Linked DNA regions of Mus musculus: region 1 is linked to region 2. Evidence: chromatin loops called from intact Hi-C (ENCODE). Cell type or tissue: left cerebral cortex. All regions are shown on one strand. Links, peaks and the distances in the headings refer to the core of each region. The heading gives the core; the rest is flanking DNA. Region 1 holds the start of Kcnd3 (potassium voltage-gated channel, Shal-related family, member 3). Region 2 has its middle 45 kb from the start of Gm40118.

Evidence for each region. Peaks named below come from ENCODE experiments on the same cell type or tissue, not always from the same donor. Only the 100,000 strongest peaks of a DNase experiment are listed, where the experiment ranks them.
Region 1: it touches region 2 in a loop (2.4-fold over the local background); 2 of 42 quality-filtered maps call a loop at or near these places.

What each region holds. Positions count from the first base shown.
Region 1 is chr3:105,445,595-105,455,881 of GRCm38, forward strand. It overlaps Kcnd3 (potassium voltage-gated channel, Shal-related family, member 3), which reads left to right and starts at 6,296. Exons shown (of 8, transcript NM_019931.2): 1 at 6,296-7,123. Kcnd3os (potassium voltage-gated channel, Shal-related family, member 3, opposite strand) reads right to left here and starts at 7,361. Exons shown (of 4, transcript NR_040759.1): 1 at 6,959-7,361; 2 at 5,921-6,076; 3 at 5,535-5,834; 4 at 2,596-2,826. In left cerebral cortex, for the core only: a CTCF peak has its summit at 5,181; DNase peaks (open chromatin) are centred at 5,313, 5,631, 6,246, 6,902 and 5 more places; H3K4me3 peaks cover 3,500 bases; H3K27ac peaks cover 2,642 bases.
Region 2 is chr3:105,147,062-105,157,348 of GRCm38, forward strand. No RefSeq gene overlaps it. Among named protein-coding and RNA genes, the nearest start is that of Gm40118, 45 kb to the left of the region's middle. In left cerebral cortex, for the core only: a CTCF peak has its summit at 4,896; a DNase peak (open chromatin) is centred at 4,912.

The sequences.
Region 1 (10,287 bases), core at 1,470-9,469, 300 kb after region 2:
AATATTTCAAAGAACTGGTTTCAGTCATGTCTAGACTCAGCTACAATATCATAACAGCTAACATTTTCATTTATAATTGCATGTGAGGCGTGTTTCCACTTAGTATGACACCATCCTTGTGAATCCTAAGATATGATGCCATCATTAAAACTCAGTTTTGCAGGCGAGGGAAAGTCATACTGCTGGTAGAAAGAGTCAAACTTTGAAGCCTGGTCTATCCAGAAACGATGCTCTCCCACTAAGCCTCCACTGTTCTGGATTTGTTGATCTCATATAAGGTTTACTTCAAATCCAGCAGCCTTCAGTCTTGGTGTTTTTTAAGCCACACTTGTCTTTATGGTCACTGCTGCAAAGAAACAGGGACATTGCAATTGACTGTGTCCTGGCTGTTCCCAAAGAGGTGATGTTCTGAGGATGTGATTCACATCTTGTAGGGTAGAATTAAAAAAAAAAAAAAAAAAGGAGTCTCTGTAAACCAGTCTGGTTAAACACTGGCCCAGTCTTCACAGGCCAGAGCAGCTGATCCCAGGCTATAGCCTTTCCCTGGAAAGAGGATGTGATGGGGGTTCTTTTCATCTTGGATCAGCCCAAATTGAATACCCTTGTCTTTTTTTCTCTCCCCATTGTGTCTCCATGCCCATGTTTGAGATCCATCGAAAAGGGACTTGGACACAGACCAGATGGCAAATCTGTCACCTATTCTGCACACTCATAATCAAGGGAACTACAGGAGTGACTGTTAGAATAAGTCATCATCTAGATGCACTGAGCATCTCCCATGTGCCTCACGCTGTGTCAGGAGTCAGAGCTGGCTGAGACCGAGTCCTTGCCTTACCACATAAAGGCTAGAAAGAGACATCGTGTGCAGACAACTAAGCCTGTGCAGTACAGATGGGAAGAACTACCCTTAGGATACACAGGAAGGACTGCAGAACCCAGGAAGTGCGAATAGTCGGTTCATCTGGGATGCAGGAAGGACTTTATTAAAACTTAGAATGTAAACTTTGTGCTGGGTATTTAAGGTTTGAGACTGAGTAAGGTCAGCTAGGAAAAGAGTGTTCTGTAGTTACTTCCTCAGAACTGAGACAAACTCTCCTGGAAGGAGTAGAGAGACTCGTAGGAATAAGAAGTTAATAAACTTAGAGGTTCAGGAAACCCAGCAACTTTCAAATTCACAAGCATGAATGCACCACCACCACCACCACCACCACCACCACCACCACCACCACCACCACCACCACCTGCCAAAACCAAGGTTGCGAAACATTGAACAACTGTTGGGAGAAGATGCTGTCTGGTAAGAGCTGGGTACAAGTTGGGCAGGGAACTCTTAAGGCTGCAATGATCCCAACTCCCTACCCAAGCTCCTCATGTTCCTGTATATACTCGCTATAAACTCACTACATTTGAGTGGAATCCTTGACCTGACATCAGTCCCCTAGGCGGGGTGAATACATGTTTGTTCACATAACCCAACAATGTGGAAACAATGAGAAAGTAGTGGTGGGCATTTCTGGAGGACGGGAGACAGCATGTGCAGAGGTTTGAAGACTTGATGGGGCAAGAAGCCATCAGAAAGGGACAGAGCCTGTGCTCTGGGAGGAGAGTGTAAGTAGGTCAAGTAGGTCCAGAAGTGAGACAGATGACAGCACGGGGATAATCCAGTAGGAGAGGGTAGTGAGATGTAACAAAGAGGTGGGGGGGGGGTGGTCAAGAACAGAGAAACCAAGAAGCCAGAGTAAAGTTAACACCACATGTCTGTATAAACTTTTCCTGGAAAACAACAGACAGAGAAGCAAAGAAGAGCAAGAAATGGTTCTGGAAACAGTGCACATGCAGGAGGAGGCACTGGAGCTGAGGAAAGCTGGCTAGTAGAGTGCTTGCCACACAAGTGTGAGGACCTCGGGTTAGTTTCTAATGCCCACAAAAAAGGCCAGGTGCAACAGTACCTGTATGACCCCATCTCTGGGGAGGCAGGGATAGGAGGGTCCCTGGGGCTTGCTGTCCAGACCCTAGCCTAAGAGGCTGAGCTGCAGTTCCTAATGAGGAGTCCTGTCTCAAAAGACAAGGGGAACACTGCAGAGGTCCCCCTCTACCAACTCCCTTCCTTTGTGTATCTCTGAGTATTGATGTCTACCATAAAGGCACAGAATACACAGCCAGCAGCCAACTTAGGGATGTTCCAGCTCGGAATTGACATGCATAGCTAGATGCGGTGGTTCGAATGAAAATACTCCCTACCCCAACCCCCACATAGGCACATGTGTTTGAATACTTGGTCCCCAGTTGGTGAAACTGTTTGGAAGGATTAGGAAGTATGGCCTTGTTAGAGGAGGTGTGTCACTATGAGGTGGGCTTTGAGTTTTCCAAAGCCCACTTCATTCCCAGTTAGCTAGCTAGAGCTCTCTCTCCCTCTTTCCCCTCCCCCACCCCTTCTTTTCTCCTCTCTCTTCTCTCTTTGCCTTGTGCTTATGGGTCCTCTCATCTCCTGCTCTAGCAGCATGCCCGCCTGTCTGATGCCATGCTCCCTACCATGGTGGACATGGACTCTAACCATCTGAAACCAAGAGCTCCAAATTAAACACTTTCTTTTATAAATTTCCTTGATTATGATGTTTTATTACAGCAATAAAAAAGTATAAGACCCTGAATATGCCTCAGGATTTGCAAGGCACAATGGGTCCCCCCAGACCCCCCAGAGGGCCCATGTCATTATGCTCGTAGCTCCTCTTCTGGCTTCTGGTCTCCCATGTCCCTCCTCATATGCTCATGTTCTTTTGAACTGAAAGAAATGGACTCTGGTAGCAAATTCATCAGCTCCTCTGCCTGATGGTGAGACAAGGGAGTGAGAAGCAGGGACTGAACCAGAAAAAAAAAAAAAAAAAAAAGAAGAGGAGGAGGAGGGAGAGGAGGTGATGGGGAAAAAGAGGAAGAGGATGAAGAGAAAGAAGAGAAGGAGGGAGAGGGGGAAGAGGAAGAGAAGGAAGAGGAGAAAAAGAAAAGTGGCATGAAGAACTGGAGGCTACTCTTGCTGAACACTCCCCATGGCTTCATTTTCTGGAACCTGCCTGTGTGTGTTTGGGTAAATGCTTGGATAAAGCAGGAGGTTGGAGCCTGTGGACAGACAGGTCTCAGCACTTATTCCTTCTGTGTAAAACTTACCTCTGGGCATGTGGATTGCTCATCGCTGTCTCTGACTATGTCTCTGTCCCCTTTCTCATCGCTGTCCCTGAATCTCTCTCTGTCCCCTTCCTCATCACTGTCTCTGACTCTGTCTCTGTCCCCTTCCTTATTGCTGTCCCTATGGCTCTGGCTCTGTCCCCTTATGCTCTTCTGGAGCTTAGGGACTCAGCCCCATGATTCAATGTGACCTGACAGGCTCCAGCCTGGCATTTGTATTGTCATGTGCATAGTGGTTTAATGTGTGTGCCCGTGCACCCCCACACAATCTGACAGTTCTAACTTTTTTTCCTAGACAAAGTTCTCCATACCTCCTATCTTAAACAACAAACAACTACCCAAATTCCAGGCATGTTATCTATGACAGTCACTGAAGAGCTGTAATTTTTATCATTGAACATTTTAGAGATGGTGGGGTGGGGGAGGCACAGAGAGGTTAAGTAAGTTCCCTATGGTCCCACAGCCAGGTAACAGCCAGAGACAGGCTCAAACCTAGTAACAGCCAGAGACAGATTGAATCACTCTGACCTCAAAGTATGTTTTACCCCTTCAAGGTACATGAGATTCTCAATGTAGAAAGCTTGCAACCCTCAGAAAAGTCCCAACTTCAAAATAGTTGCCCAGCACGGGGACAAACAATCGAAGTAGGACAGCCACAAGAAGTGAGGGCTAGAGCGAGCCTTTAGGATACCTAGGCAAGCTTCAAAGAGCAAGCCTGAGTTCAACAGCGCTAGAAAGAACAGCGCAGGCAACAACAGCCAAGAGGGAGCAGACTATAAGCTATGCTGCTCTTTTCTCTCACAGTCCACATGGCGACAGACACCACCAGAGCCTCGGGACCAAGGAAGAATCCTTACGTGTGCACAGCTTGGAAAGGACACAGACACACACATGCAATCTCCCATAGGAGCATTGTCTTTAAATGGAAAAGATAACCTGAAATACACTCTGAGCTTGCAGAACACACATACACACTGGGGCTGGAGTGACTGAACCAACACTTGAGCCCTGTCAGTGGTAAGAGGAGGAAACCTACTGCCCTGGCAGTTCCTGACTTTCAGTTCCTATTTAAAATGTCTGAATTGGGAGCATCGACAGGCTCCCAAATTAGCTTTTTAAATAGAAGCTGAGAGTTAAAGGAAAAGCGGCCGCGTCATGGGGGAAAAGCAAGTGAAAAATCCCGGCCAGGCTGGTCCAGAGGCAGAGGGGGGAAGGAGTCAACAGGCATGGCTAGGGAGATTCTAGGAGGAAATGGAGGGTACCCAGCATCTCCTGGACAGTGTCTCCTCCAGTGGCTTGAACCTAAGCCAGGTACCTTCTTTCTCCTCACCATCCAGCCTCAAGGAGAACTGTAAACAAAACCCACAGTGGCCTGAACTAGAAATCCAAGTCTCCCTTACTTTTCTTGAGATACTGGAGACAAAAAAAAAAAAAAAAAGAGAGAGAGAGAGAGAGAGAGAGAGAGAAAGAGAGAGAGAGAGCAGTTCACAGGCACTGCACTTAGATTGCCAAGTATGAGCATCTGAGGATCGGGATTGGAGGATGTGGGGCAGGGTGTGAGTGTCCTGTCTCCACAAATGGCTTACAAAGTCCCAGAGACCACAAGCTGTCACATTAGTAGACCACTCCAAGAGTCTAGTGGTGTTCCCTCCCTGACAGTTTGGGGGGCTCGATCCTGGAAGTACCTTTATGTTGCTGAACAATGGCAATGCCGTACAGGAAATTCAAACTTCGACAGAAATAAGATATTATATTTTCACTGCTCCAAAACTGGACAGAAGGTGTTAGATCAAAGGAAAATGTCACTACTGGGACCAGGCTTCTCAGAGACAGAGAACCTTCTCTCAGGAGTCAATTCAACTGAGATTTAAAAAACAAAAAAACAAAACAAAACCCCACCACCACTAGCAGTAGCAACAACAACAAAAACCTCTCCCAAATAGAGGAGGGAGGGAGAATCCTCGCCAGGGCCTTCCCTGAATTCTTCCAGGGTTGGCCAGGGAGTGGCAGTGTTGTTAATCATTAGTACTGTATGCAAATGAGTATGCAAATCTCACGGGGTTCTTGGACTCTGGGCAAATGTTAATGGGGTCCACACCCACCTCTTGAAGGGCCAATTGTACACCTTTCATACTGACAAACTTAAAGGAGCTTTGGTTAGGGTAAGTGAGCCTATGAAAAAGAAGCTCAGAAGTACTGGAGGCCCAGAGTAGCTGAGACCTCAATAACTACTCCTCGACTTGCACTTCTGGAACAGGATCGGTTTGCCACAAACCAGAAACCCTATTCTTGACTCACGCCTTCACCCTCTCCGCACATTTCTCTTTCCTCTGCTTTTGTGTTTCAGCACACACCTTTCCATACTCAGAGCTGCCATCTCTCAAGCCAAGGCGTTCCGGTCCGGGCAGAGGCACGAAGCTGCTTGCTTCGCGATCTCCAGGCTCGGGAGTCCCAGCACCCAGGCCGGAGACACAGGGAAAGCCGGCCACGGTTTGGCTTAGCAGCCAGGACTGGGCTCTACTCTGCTGCCGCGATGGTCCTGGGACTCTCAGCTGGATCCTATGCTCCCGTGGTTGTCCCACTCCTCACGCTGGGTCCGAGTACTAAGCAATAGATAACTCTGGGCTCTGGAAAGGATCCAGGGCCTGGGCCCGCTTTGGAAAGATAGAGAAATGAGAGTTCCTAAATCCCCAGTCTTAATTCTGGGTATTCGTGGTGGGGTATTGGAGCGAATCCTGACCTTCTGGCCATGTGTCAGAGGTCACTCCTGAACGACAGTGGCTCTTACGCGGAGATAAAGGCAGTTTGTCTTCCGTGGGATCTTCCCAGCTTTGGCAAACACACCTGACTGTTCAGGGTCAGCCTGTAAGCTTGCGCGGCGACCAGCTGCACCTCACTAGGTGACCAAGGAGAGGAGTTAGTTGCTCTACCGCGTGGACAGTGAATGGGAAACAGACAGCCAGTTAAGTGTACACACCCCACGCGCATACACGCCAGCGCTCCCTACCACCTCTTCCTAAGTCCCCAGCCACACACGCCCCCGAACTCACGATCACGCCGCACGCCCGGCTCCTCCCCCACCCCCAAGCCAAGCTCACCTTGCCACGCTCGCCCCATGCCCACCCTCGCCGGCACACGCGCTCACACTCGCGTCCGCACACTCCACTACCACCTCCAGGCACACCCTAGGATTCCTCCACTCTCCTGGGGAGACGCACCAGGCTCTGCCTAGTCTCCCCGCCTCCCCCCCCCCGCTGCAGCCCCCCCACTCACGCGCGCGCCCTACACACACACACACACACACACACACACACACACACACCCTCGCGCAGAGTCACTCCCCCTCGCACGCCCTCGCCCTGGGCACCCTCCGGCGGCTAGGCTCCCGGGTCCTCCTCCTCGCTCCCTCCGCAGCCTGGCCGCTCTGCTCTCTCGGGCCCGGCCTGGGGCCGCTCGGCCCGTGGGGATCGGTGGGGAGCGGAGGGCGCAGCCTCGCCGCCTCCCCCGGACTCTCCTCTCCGCCCCGCCCGCGCCGCGCCCCCACCGCCTCCTCGGGAGAGGCAGCCCGTGGCCGGCCCGGCTCCGCTCTGCCCGGCATCAGCGGCGGCGGGGGCAGGGAACGAGCGAACCGGAGCTCACGAGCCCGAGAGCGGAGCGGCTAGGCGGGGAGGGGACACGCTGCCAAGCCCGGGCTGGAGCGGCGGTGGCGGTGGCGGCGGCGGCGGCGGCGGCAGCGGGGGAGGAACGGCCCCACGGACGGACCGACGCACGAACCGACCGAGTGAAGGAGGGACGAGCGAGACTTCGCCGGCGAGGAGGAGCCGCCCGAGCGGCGGCTGCTGGGCGCTTCCCCGCGCTGCTGGGCGCTCTGCGCCTCGGCGGCCCCTGGCCTCAGCTTCCTCGCGCGCGCGGGGCGCGGGGCCTGGGGCTGGCTTCGGCGAAGGTAAGAGGGAAACGACCGAGCCTCCCAGAGACAGCAAGTGCGAGGAGCGCTGCTCCCACGCCTGTTGCTCCCGCTGCCCACGCGGCACCCTCCCACTCCCGCGCCCGGGTGGGTGGGCGCTGGGGCGCCGGAAGGATTGGGGGTGGGGCCGGGCCGTGGGGGAGCAAGCAGCCGGCCTGGGGGCGTCGGTTCCCTGGGCTGCAGAGCCACCTCCGGGCACTGGGGCGCCGAGAGGTTTGGGGGTGGGGGTGTGAACCTCTGCCCTCTTGCCATTGGCCTGCCTTCCCTCGCCGGGCGCCAGGAGCAGCGCCCCGGGACCTGGCTGCAGGTGGCGACGGTTTGCTCCGTCCCCGCTCTTTGTGAGCTGAGAAGAGAAATGGCTGAGAGTGGAAGCTGGGAGCCGTTTGGGGCGCTTTGCAAAGTTCTCCAGCCAGGCGAGCCTGTGTTTGCCTGTTAGAGGATGAGGCTGGTCCAGCTCGTCCTGCCTGGCACATCTTTTCTTTCCCGGGAAAGGTCCCATAAGTGTCCCGAGAGACCATAGGGAAGGGGGTTCAAATTTGTTTTAACAGAGTGTTTACACTAGGGATGGGCAGAGAAGTTACCTGGAAATCAACTAGATTCCTGTGCTTTCTTAGTGCTGGCATTTAATTCAGCCCACGTTGTTCTCCTTTTATCCCGGGCAGCCTTGATAAGTCAGCAACAGGCTGAGAGGTTCCAGACCTGAAATCAAGGCAAAGAAAGTCTCCGTGTATTTGACGGAGCCTCTGAACTTTCACGGGGTGATAGGCGGCACAATGCAATCAGTAATCAGGTTTTACAGGGTGGTCATGCATGAATGTAGGTGATGCTTGAATCGATGCCTTATTTACTGTTACTTCCAGGGAACCTGAAGGTTTAATCTCGGAAAGCGGGGGGAAGGGGGATTCTGGGCATTCATTCAATGCAAAGCGTGTGTACATTTCCCCATGTGGACACATACCGGCCCACTGAAAGGAGCTGATGTGTTTATTTTTTTTCCATGTTGCGTCTTGAATGCTATAAGACGTAAGTACACAAGGGACCTCCAGAGGAAGAACGATTAACAGCGGCTTCCTTTTGCCGTTGAGGAGGCTGGAGAAAGAGTTTGGGGAAACTGCACTGGCCATCCTAGGAGCTAGGAGAGGCACTGTAAAGAAGAGGATCTGCAGGTCCCAGGCCTGTGCCCCACGGGATCTCCAGCATGGCCCCCATGCTCATTTCATACCCAACAAAATCCCGCAGACACGGGACAGACTCCCTGGGGGCGTGAAACAGTTCCCCAGACCAGCTCTGATTTCTGAGGACTCTCCTCCGAGGTCATTGAAGGGCAGATCTTGGTGATGTGACTTTTTTTTTTTTGTTTGTTTTTCTGCTTTGTGTCTGTTCAGGTGAAATGGAAGTGTCAACCCCCCAGGACAGGAGGTCTGCCTTTTTTTTTTTTTTTTTTTTTGACCCTCTGCTTCTAAAATAGACGTTGCTTAGCAGGCAGCTGACTTTTTACAGCAGGAGAAAGTGTTCTCTTTTTCTTTTTCAGGATTTTTTCATGTTTGTCATTTCTGCATTTACCTGGTTTTAATCTCTCTCCCTCCTGCATCCCTACCTCACCCCACAGCCAAATCTTTCCTACTGTCAAACTCTTTTGCCACAAACAAAAATAGCTTCAGAGTTTTCATTTGTAAAGCACCCATGTCCTAGTAAAGCCGTGGTATGGGAGGCGTATGCGGTGCCATTGGCTGGAAATGGGGCCGCACTATAGCGCCTGTTGCAGGGTTCATACCCAGGCCAGCTCTGAGAGGCACTGGTGCTGTTAGGGGTGAGTGTTGCAGCAGGAACCTGTAAAAGTCCTGTTTAAGCCAGGTCATCCCTGCAGGGTTGTTGGGTGGGCGTGGCTGGTATGGACTTGAGGTTGTTGTCTGATAGACGATAGTCCTCTTCCAAACCGAGGTGTGTACATGTATGTCCATGTATGCACATATGCACATGTGCACAGAAAGCAGTAAAGGGGTAATTGCTATTTTCTTGGCACTCTAAACCTGAACGATAGGTTCTGAATCTCCGGAGATGATCTGGTACTTGCATGGGCCTTCTTGAAAAAAGACTGCCCTGGATTATTGTACAGGGTAAAAGTTTGCCCTTGGGACAAGAGACTTTAGGATAGATAGGGAGAGGATTAACGTTGCCTCGCTCTGAGCTTTCAATTACCCATCAGAAAGCAGTTTGTGAATTGCTCATGGCCTTAGAAGAGTTGACTCAGAGTTGGAGCTGAGGGCATGGAGCTCAGCTTGCAAAGTCAGGCAGCTGGCAATGGGATCCCAGAGTCCAAGGGGCAGTACTGGGAGACTGACAGGAGAGAAGGGCATTGTCTTCTCGGAGCCATGTGTCTGGCTAACAAGGCTCTTCCCGAGTAGGTCCTGATTCAGCAGTCTCTTAATCTTTGCCATTTGAACCCCTGCCAGCGCCCATCTTAGATACAGCAGAGGTATTAGGGGTCATGAGTCAAAGGGCCAGGAGGGGCTGGAGGCCCAGTTCTTTTCTTTTCTAGGAGGGTGAGTGGGTTTCTGTGGGTAGGCTGAACCTTAGATTGCTTTGGGTTCCAAGTGATGCAGGTTGTGTGCCCTGTTCTGGGCACCAGCCTCATCAGGAATTCCCAGAACTCCCTCTGCTGAGATGAGGCTCAGGCTAATTGTATCCCCACAGCAACCAACCCAGATGCTCCACTTCCCGCTCTGCATGGGCAGCCATCACAAGGCAGTTTCGGAGAGACTGGAGCTGTGGTCTCTGTGTCCTGGATCCAGGAGAATGACTAGAACCAATGGGTCCTCTGTCACTTTCTTCTCTGTCACTTTCTTTCCTAGCTCCTTCATTTTACAGATGAGGATTCTGCAACCCAGTAAGTTAGCAGTGGCTTGCTTCCAAAAGTTCAGGATAGATAGTACCAAAACAGACTGAAGGGTCCCCAGAGCCCGTGCTCTCAGCTTCCTGCTTCCGTGGGAGCATCAGGATTGGGCTGCACCTAGTTCAGGAAAGCCATTGGCAGTGAGTCAGACAAGGTCTGAGTTGAAAAATGTCCATATATATTGACTTAGCCACTTCGAAGGAACCTTCTAAGGCTTGGGCAGTTTTTTGTTTTTTTGTTTTTGTTTTTT
Region 2 (10,287 bases), core at 1,237-9,236:
GGATATGGCTTCGTGCTTGACCTCTCTACATTTCAGTTGCATTATCTGAAAAATAGTTACTAGAAGTGTCCAACTCTAAAGTGTGGTTAGCACCAAATGAGATAAATGCACGTGAAGAGCTTTGAACAAGATCCCTGGCACACGCTAAGCATTCAGTAAATAATGATCAGTATTATTGCAGTTTATGGGATGCAATGCTACAAATGTTTAATGAGCACCTATGGCGTGATTCAGGCAGAGATATCACGTGGAGTACTTGCTCCCCAGTTTAGATTCCTCTTTTCTATTTGCCAAAGTGCTTTGAAAAGCATTAAGTACATAGTAGTTGGTTGATCAATCAATGCTTTGTGATTGATGTTGTTATAAATGTTTCCACCTGCCAATCTTTTTTAAAAAATGTTTTATTTATTATATTTATATTTATTATATGTATATGAGTACACTGTAGCTGTCTTCAGAAAAACCAGAAAAGGGCATCAGATCTCATTACAGATGGTCGTGAGCCACCATGTGGTTGCTGGGGATTGAACTCATGACCTCTGGAAGAGCAATCAGTGCTCTTAACCTCCAAGCCATCTCTCTAGCCCCTCCACCTGCCAATCTTAATCCATCTTTCTTCTCTTGGAAAAACCAGTGGCTGTGTGATGATGTCCCAAAACCCAATATTGGGAGCCAGGTGACCTGGAGGTTAAGTTACTCCCCGATTTGGGCCTCCAGGGCTTGGCTTAGATACTATCTCAGGTCCTTTGTGCATATCAGTTCTTAGGGAGAGTAAGTATCAAAGAAGCTGAAACCTTGAAATGCTCCCCAAACTCTTTGCACTTGGAGCTCAACTATCTAACTTGGAAGCTACTGTTAACTGTTTTCAGCTGAGAACCAGACTAAATAGATATAAATGCCCCCTCTGTTGTATATTTCAGCTCATCTCTCTATGCTAACTATGGTTGTAGCTTACGTGGTCATGCTCAACAGTTCTCACTTCCCTTGTGGAATTCAGGTCAGTGGGGAAATCCCATAAATATGGACACATCCATATGGTGAACACCTGCATGAAGTGTATATTAATACTTTGGGAAAAGTCCCACTTCTTAGTTGGTCAATGGTACCTCTGACTACTATTGGGAGGGAAGAGACTAACAATTTGTAAACATTAAGATGTTATTGTCTAAATTAGCTGAAATTTTGGCTAGAGACATTTTTTTTTTTTTTTTATCTAAGCCAGTTACTGGGCTGTTCCCATGTTGAGGAATCAGCAAATCAAGTTAGCTATCCCGTTTGGTCTTCTTGATTTTTCTTTTCTGTCTGTAACCAAGATCTTCAGGGGGTCTTCCCCTATTATATCTGATCCATATTACTTTGGAAGGGGGGAGGGTCCAAAGCCTTTTCTTCTTTCCTGTTAACACAAATATAGAGCCTCTCTCCCAAAATAGCATGACTGTGGTCCAATAACTGGAAATCATAAAAGTATAGCTTGACCTCTCTCTCAGAGGAATTTAAATATAAATACCACCAAATGTATAATCATATTCATTTTGATAATTAAAACAACTCAAAGCAATTAAAACAATCTAAACAAATATTATCTATTGAGATAGTGCTCCTCCACTATCTCCTGTTTGTTTTATGATTAATTTTAAATAGTGAGTTCAAGGCCTAAGTCTCTACTGTCTGAGATAGGTTTGGCTCCCTACCCTCTGCCTTTTGACCTATGTCTTAGTCAGGGTTTCTATTCCTGCACAAACATCATGATCAAGAAGCAAGTTGGGGAGGAAAGGGTTTATTCAGCTTACAATTCCATACTGCTGTTTATCACCAAGGAAGTCAGGACTGGAACTGAAACAGGTCAGGAAGCAGGAGCTGATGCATGGGCCATGGAGGGATGTTTTTTACTGGCTTGCTTCCCTTGGCTTGCTCAGCCTGCTCTCTTATAGAACTCAAGATTATCAGCCCAGAGATGGTCCCACCCACAAGGGGCCTTTCCCCCTTGATCACTAATTGAGAAAATGCCTTAGAGTTGGATCTCATGGAGGCATTTCCTCAACTGAAGCTCCTTTCTCTGTGACAACTCCAGCTGTGTCAAGTTGACACAAAACCAGCCAGTACAACCTATAATTTAAGATCAAAAGCCTAGATTTCTTTATTCCATGTATACTTAAGAACATTTAAACAATTACCATTATACAGCCTTCTGTCCTTAAAAACAATTAAATCAAATTTCATTCATCTCTATCCTTTGATTATCTGCTTGTAGGAAACAAGCATCTACTATCTGACTCTCGCTCTGTACCATCTGACTCTCTGTACCATCTGACTCTTTCTACCATCTGACTCTACCATCTGACTTTCTCTACCATCTGACTCTCTCTGCCTCTGAGCAACCTGTCTCTTTGCACAGCAGGGGCTCCCAGCATCTCTGAGCTCAAGTTCTTTGTATTGTTCTGGACTCCCCATGTGGCTCAGGCAAAACCTATAGCCTGCTAAGAAGCCAATTCTCCCCCAAATCTTAATTTAACATCATGGCATGTGTGTATGCCATCAGAGAATCTCTAAATAATTTTTAATAGTGAGTTCTTGCTTACCATGTTAGTGCCATCTGTAGCGGTAAATTAGTTCAACTGCTTTGGCTTCAGGTGGGTGGCTCTTTCAGCCACCCACCAGAGCCCCTTAGATTCTCAAATGAAACACATACACACACAAGTTAATTTTGATATGTTTTGACTGGCTCAATGGTTGGGCACTTCTAAATTCCCCCATGGCTAGCCATCATACCCCCTTCTGGTATTCCTGAGTTAATGTATTTTAAAACCTATATTTCATCTCTGCTACCTCAGACTTAACTGCGGAAGTGGTCTCTGGGCACTTTCTGGGATTCTTACATGCCAGTGGGCCTTTAAATTTCATCTTTTTCCTTCCCCGTCATGGCTTCTCCTCTCGTCCCTCTCCTGGCCCCTTGTCTGTGTAATCTAAAAGTCTCATCTCCATCTTTTGGCCCAGTCATTGGGTGTATGGTAATTCTTTATTATCAATCGAAACCAGCTGGGGGCAGGGACCCTCAGGTCTGGAGGAGTTGAAATATGACAAAGTGCGTTAGAACTGATTGCCAACACAGGCATTCTTTTTTTTTTGGTTTTTCGAGACAGGGTTTCTCTGTATAGCCCTGGCTGTCCTGGAGCTCAGTTTGTAGACCAGGCTGGCCTCGAACTCAGAAATCTGCCTGCCTCTGCCTCCTGAGTGCTGGGGTTAAAGGCGTGTGCCACCATTCTTATTTCTATCTTGACAAAGCTGCTAAGTGTGAGCAACTTGCTAGGTGGAGGCAAAAGGAACATGGAGCCTGACTCAAATAAGTGTTCGATCAGAAATGGACATCCTGGCACTGTCTTCAGTGCTTTCCTAGGAAGCAGGAGTTGGCATCACATGACTGAAACAGTGGGAGCATGAAGTTAAACAATTGGGATCAGTTATGTGAACATCTAGCTTCTCCTTCAACTTGGCCAAAACCAATTTTATTTCTTTATGGAGCTCTTACAGGAAAAAAAACCCAAAAATCAAAACAAAACAAAACCCAAAACTCCCCTTACTTTGTGAATTTGTTGCTGGAAGTCCTTGGTTAAATAGGAAGTGGATGTGTTTACTGGAGACCTGGATCTTTTGGCTTTGAAGCAACAGAAATGAGACCCTGCCAAGTTTGTGTACGTTGCAGGCAAGGCTTTAATGGGGGCTTTGGCTCATGGGAGAAGAGAGCAGCAACTGGCCGAAGAAGAGGCCGGGCGGCTCTTAACTGCAGGGAAAGGCAAGCTCTTATTGATTGCAGAGGCGGGATAATGGGAGGTCAGCATCTTGCCTGAAGGTCTTCAAGTATTTAGTGCTAGGTGGGTGGAAGCTGATGGGCAGGCGTCAGGTGTGGGGAAAAAAGCAGGGAGCCAGGAGTTTATTTTACCTCCTTTCCTCTTTTGGTGGTTTCTGTCTCAGAGCCAAGAGTGAAAGAGATGGGGGAAGGAAGGCTGGTGTTGGAGGGGGGCAGGTTTCTCTTTCTTCTACCTGCATGAAGGACCGGCCCAGGACAGCTAGACACCCTGTCTTCCAGGCTGGATTCAAACTTGATTTGAAGACTGTATAAGCTAAGTAGAAAATTGAGAGGACAATCCGAGAGTTGCTCACTCACCAAAACGTGGCATCAAGTTGGCAAGGCCGAGTCCTGTTGTGGAAATGTGTATGAAGAAGTTCTTGCACCAAGCCTCTGGTGTTCTCACAGGAAGGGGCTGGACTACACCCTTTTCTAGCAAGGTAGATCCTACAGCAAGGATCCTGGGCTGGGGGAAAGCAGGAGTGAGGCTGGCCACATTCCGACAGCTGTGAACTGGCGAAGGAGTCTGGGCTAGAACACTGTGAGCAGCAGAGCTTGGGGTATGTGAACCAGCAAAGTACACACCTCCTGTGGGAACCTTCCAGAGGCCCCTGGCCTCCTCCCTCCTTCTTACACCCCCACCTTCTGCCAGTCTTAACTTAATACCGTTGACAGTTACTTGTTCACATTTCCTTTCCTTATGTAGAATGACTGAAAGCCTGGAGGGACTGTCTCTCTGTGTTCCGTCCCTCTGCCTGGCAGATAACAAGAGGGCAATAAAAACAGGTAAGTCAGGCTGAATGCCCTCAGAACCAAGCAGGCTCAATGGAAATGCTATCTCCTTTCTCTTCTAAGTGGTGTGACGGTTGGCTTTGGACGCTGACGATGGAGATTGCTTACTTTGTACATTTTCCAGTCCTTGGTCCACCTTTGCTCCTCTCCCCTCTGTCATGGGCCCCTGCCTCAGGGAACAGAAGCTTTATGAAGGAACCTTTTGGTGCTGGGCTTAATTCAGCTCAGCGTACCTCCACCGGGAGTAGCTGATTCAGAAGCCAGAGGGCGCTGCCCCGCCTCCTCTAAAATGCTTGGCTAAGGGTTGGCTGCCGGAGGTGTGGCAGTCTCACTCCACAGCCCCCTCACTCTAGCCCCAGCTCAGACAGAGCAAGGACTGATTCGATACAAAATTATCTCTGCATCCTGCCAAGGAAAGAGCAGGAGGGGAGCCTCTTCCTTGGGGGTGAATTATTTAATCACTCGTCTTCCCCTTGAATCAATGCAGCTAATGAACTTTTTTTTTTCTTTTTTCTTTTGCCTCTTCCTCCTTCCCCTCTACCACCAGCCTCTTCTTATTCAGATTTCTCCTGTCCTCATCCCAGATCAGCAGGGACTTCACCCAGGGAAGGCTGGAAGACTTTACACCCCAGCCTTGTCCCACAGGGCTGCTTTTCCTCCCAGGGCACAGTCTGCTCTGAAATAACACTGGTGTTAGGCCCCTGTGAATGGTAGACTCTGCCAGTGTCACACAGAGGCAAGGCCCTCCAGCTGCCTCTGAGAGTGAAACTTCAAAAGTAGGTGGTTGGGGTGACAGGAGGAAGGGAGCTGTGCAGTCATTTGTCATGGCTAAATGGAAATTTATCGTTATAATCCTAGGGCTATAGCTAGGCTGGCAAGGGGAACAGAAATCCAGATATTTCTGGGGAAAAAAAAAAACCAAAAAAACAAGTCTCTCTAAATCAATCTAATGGCTGCTGGTTCTGGTGGCATTGGGAGTCTTGACATCTCTGGGATGTGATAGCCCGAGGTTAGAGGCATGAAGAGCTGGCTCATTTCCCAGACAGCCTCGCAGGTGTCAATAACTCCATATCACCATGGGACAGCCTCCTGATACTTTAGGAGAGCTCAGCCATAAACCTGTGATGAGATTAGGAGAAAGAAACTTGCAGGGATAGGATCAGTTGGAGACCCTGAAAGCAGCCAGTTCTGTCAGGAGTGTCCTTAGTCTTACTGCAGTTGTGTCTTGGCTGGAGGCCAGTGTGAGTCCCAAAGATGCTAGGAGAAAGACCACTGACCCAAATCACCACGGCCAAATTAATTAAAACAGGCGATTAATTAAAGCAAGCTCTTTAATTTGTGTACACGAACTGCCTCCCCCTAAGGTGGGAGTGGGGTTCAAGAGATCAGCCTTGGATGCAGAAAAAATAAAGTTTTTATAGTTTGGGGTAGAGGGTTTCCAAATAGGGGATTTGGTGGCTAAACTTGGGGTTACAGGAGCAACAGATAAGCAAAACAAGTCAGTCATAATGACCTAAACCTCCTGAGACAAGACACAAAGACAAGGTGGTCCTAACAAGGCAGTCATGACGGTAGTCAAAACAACCTTTTGAAACAAAAGTAGGGTTTCAAGGCGGTTATAAACAACTTTCTGAAACAAGCCCTGGCTGTACTTTCCTGAAACAGGCAGTACAGAACCATTTGTAGTTAAGGTTACAGATGGGGCATAGCCCAGTTCTTGAGAAACAGAGATTTAATTATAAACAAGAACAAGCCTAGTTCATCTTTACTATAAGATGTTTCTCAAGCCTAAAACGGAGGCAGGCTGGTTCATCACCAGAAACATGGAAAATATTTTGACTAGAGATATTGGTTTGTGTCCTTGGTTTTAAATCTTTCTTCTTTTGCACAGAGAATTAATGAGCAGAGCTGCCTGGAAGCTACTTGTGATCAGATACTTCCCTGATCTTTGGATGTGTTGTGCTGAAACCTGTCTAGTCACCAGGATGGAGAGGTACAGTACATCTCACAGGGCTCTAAGGTTTGACCAGCTGGACTGGTCATCTTACCACCCCATAATGCCATATGTCATCCAAATCATTTCAAAGACCAATTTACTTCCTCAGGAATGAGCCTATTTAGCCCCTAGCCAAAAAAAAAAAAAAAAAATCCTTTGGCAGCAATTCTGTCTCAGTCTCTGGCCCCTTCCCATTATGTATGCCAGGCCCCCAAGTCTAAACTTGCCAGTAACCCTCTCTTGTGAACCTGTCTAATGTGCGGGAACTCTGCTTGCTTTCTCTTTATAATAAAACTTCTTGATCTCACCCATCATTGTCTTTGAAATTCATTCTTGGGGTTTGTGAGACGGAGTACCCCGATCTGCTGACTCAGTGGAAGCCGTGTGTGCATGTATGCCTGTACCTTTGCCTTTGAGTTAAGCCCACTTGACTCGGGAATATCTCCATCATATTCACAGACCTCATAGATCTTAGTTTCACCCAGATGTATTTACTAGGTTCCCAGTTCTTTCCTATGTACCACAGAGGATGGAGGAAGGGAGTGAAGAATACCTGTCCCTTGGGTGGTTTCTAGTATGATTGAGGGAGAAAACTAAGGCCACGGTTCAAGTTCTGGCACAAGTGTTTCATGCTGTTTGCACGAATGGGTGAGTGGAGAGAGGGGCTGTCAGTCAATTTCTCATTCTTTGAAGTTGCTTCTCAGTTTATGAAGGATTTTTCAGATAGAAACTTAGCTTTTTTTGATGTTTTGATTCCTATGTCAATATTTCTGTTATGCCCAAATTTTGCTGATGGGGCAACAGGTTGAGAGAATTTAAGCAGTACATGGAATTCATCACTGGTTCTGACCTTGGGTTCCTTGCACTTTTTCATTGCAATATGCCAATGAGTGAGAGAAGAGGAGAGAAGACTCACGGTGAGTAGGGTTTAGAGTAGTGGCAAGCACAGCCTTTCAGGATGGAGAAATGGCAGCAGCAGTGTGCCTACTTGGCACGGTAGAGGCTAAAAGGTGTTGGATGATAGTGCAAACACAGTAGTGAAGTCAAGATGGGAGATGCCAACTGATGCTCAGGGCTTGACCTGCAGACAAGGGTGTGATAAGTTTGCAGGACCTGGGGGGATGCAGGCAGGGGAGTTTGGGTGGGTGAAAGACACAGAAAGAGACACTAAGGTTTGGAGGTGGCATGGAGTCTTCCCTGAAGGCATGGCAGTGTCTACCCCTGTATATACTATGCCTATCAGATGGTGTTCTTAGGGACACAGAGGTAATGATGGTAGAAATGCTACCATAGGATAGCTTTGAGTCTAGGTCTGCAAATTTTGCAATTTCCAGACCCCATGAAAGGACAAGCCTGGCAACCTCTCCAATTGCTTGTTCCTTTTCCTCCTTCCTTCTCTTATGCTTATTTTTAAATTGAGATAGGCTCTTGCTTTGCTGCACTGGAAGATGGCCTGGAGTTCACTGTATTGCAAGGGCTGGATATGAACTCTTGATCTTTCTGCTCCCGCCTCTCAGATGCAGGAATCACAGGCACCAGGACTGTCAAGGTCCCCTATTTCTTCAGTGGTCAGCTGGAACATTACCACCCCAATACTCGGCTTCAGTTCTACATTTTCATGCCACCCTCTGTTTCTCCCATGTGGCACTTGCCATAGTAGTAGTTGGTTGATTAATACCTGACTTGGCTATGAATCACCAAGTTCCATGGATCAGAAGTTGCTCTATGATGTTCAGGGTTAAAACTCCAACAAGGAGCATGGAACTGGGACTAATTATCAGGAAATATGTACTTAATGACTGAATGGATCTTGGAGTGGATATGATTAATTAATTATTATTAATCAATTATTAATTATTAATTCGCATGGCAGGTAGGAAGATATAAGGTCATCTCAAAAGATCTTTATAAAGCTATTGAAAATAGGATCAATCAGTGTTGCTGGGACAGGAATAAAGACAGCAGTTCTTAATCTTCTTAATACTGTGACTCTTTAATGCAGTTTCTCATGTTGTGCTGACCCCCTAACCATAACATTCTTTTTGTTGCTACTTCATAACTGTAATTTTGCTACTGTTATGAATCACAATGTAAATATTTTTTGGAGATAAAGGGTTGGTAGAGGGGTTGTGACCCACAGGTTGAGAACTGCTGATTTAGAGTTTACTAGCGGTAAGAACAAGTTTGGTGTCAATCACGCAGAGTGACGGGAGGGTGGAGGATGGTTGAGTGTTTGGAAGAATGGCACAACAGCATGCCTGCTATCCATTCAGAGAACAGAGGAGAGGAAAAATTAGAAAGGCTCCCAGACGAGAGGACGGAAGGACAGAAGGGTGGACGAGAACAGCAATTTCCTGAGGGGAGTGTTGAGACTCATAGAGCCCTCTCTCTTCCCACCCTCCTTTGCAGCCTAGTTTTACTGCTTCTTCTCTTAGACCTTCTCTGTCCTCTGTTTAGGGATTCCTTTGTGTCTTCTTTACCTGGCGGAGCCTTTGGTGTTTCCTATCTCGGATTCCACCCTTTACCCTCATTCTGATCTCTTTTTTTCTGTCCTTTCCCCCACCCTTAGATTGTCCAAGCCCCCTCTCTCCATCTCTACTTGGTACCATTGCCCTTTGGGGTTTATCATACCTCTCTATTCCCCCCCCCCTGCTCATTCTGTTTTGCAGGCTGGATATTTTTTAAGATCTTCCAGATAGATTGATACCAACACTGACAAATTCTTTTGGCCTTTCTTCTCTTAGCCTCTTAGTCCATTTATATATGCCAGCACTTCTTTCTTCCCATAATTCCCCTTCCCACAAATTCCCCTTCCAAGTCTAAGCATATATGCTTTGATCATAGAAACTGGACTAGGTACTGGACTGGCTTTTTCAGTTTCTTTTATGTTTCTTTCCTTGCATTTTCTTGGCCAGGTTGAGCAGAGCTGGAGTTTTTCCCCAACTGGGACCCATTCTCTCCACCTTGACCTCTCAGGCCCTTAGCTTATCTGCAGGGTCTATTCTGGCTTCCCGCTCTCACTTCTTACCTGATAATGAGGGAAATATCTCATTGTCTCTTCCTGTCTTAGTCTAACACCCTGTGCATTTGTCTTCACATCAGTGTGCCTGTCTAGAAGACTGTCAAGGGACTTGGATGTGGCTGATGTCACTCCCTTTCAGTCTAGCTGAGTGTTGTTATAGAAAAGTAGGCTCTTTATGAATACTCTTTGATGCTAATGTTTTCATGATGTTGCAGATGAAGAGATGATGATAAGTGAGATAAATCATGACAGTTTCTGGACCACATGAAATAGGTACTCAATAACCATTAGTATGGATGGTAATGTTAATTGCTTTCCAAGACTCTCCTTTTGACTGCCAATATGGGAACTGACTCAAAGGGACTTCTGGAGGGAGGAAGCACAATGTGGTGGAGTTTAGTCCACTCCCAAAAGCAGAACGTGAACTTGGGCTTCTGTAGAGACAGGAGATAGGAAGGAAGGTGTTTTAAGGACTGGGATAGCTGCTGTCCCTGTGTGGTTTCATCTCTTTCCCCGTTCTTTCTTCTTTCTTTCTTTCTTTCTTTCTTTCTTTCTTTCTTTTCTTTTCTTTTCTTTTCTTTTCTTTTCTTTTCTTTTCTTTCTTTCCTCCTCCTCTTCCTCCTCCTCCTCCTC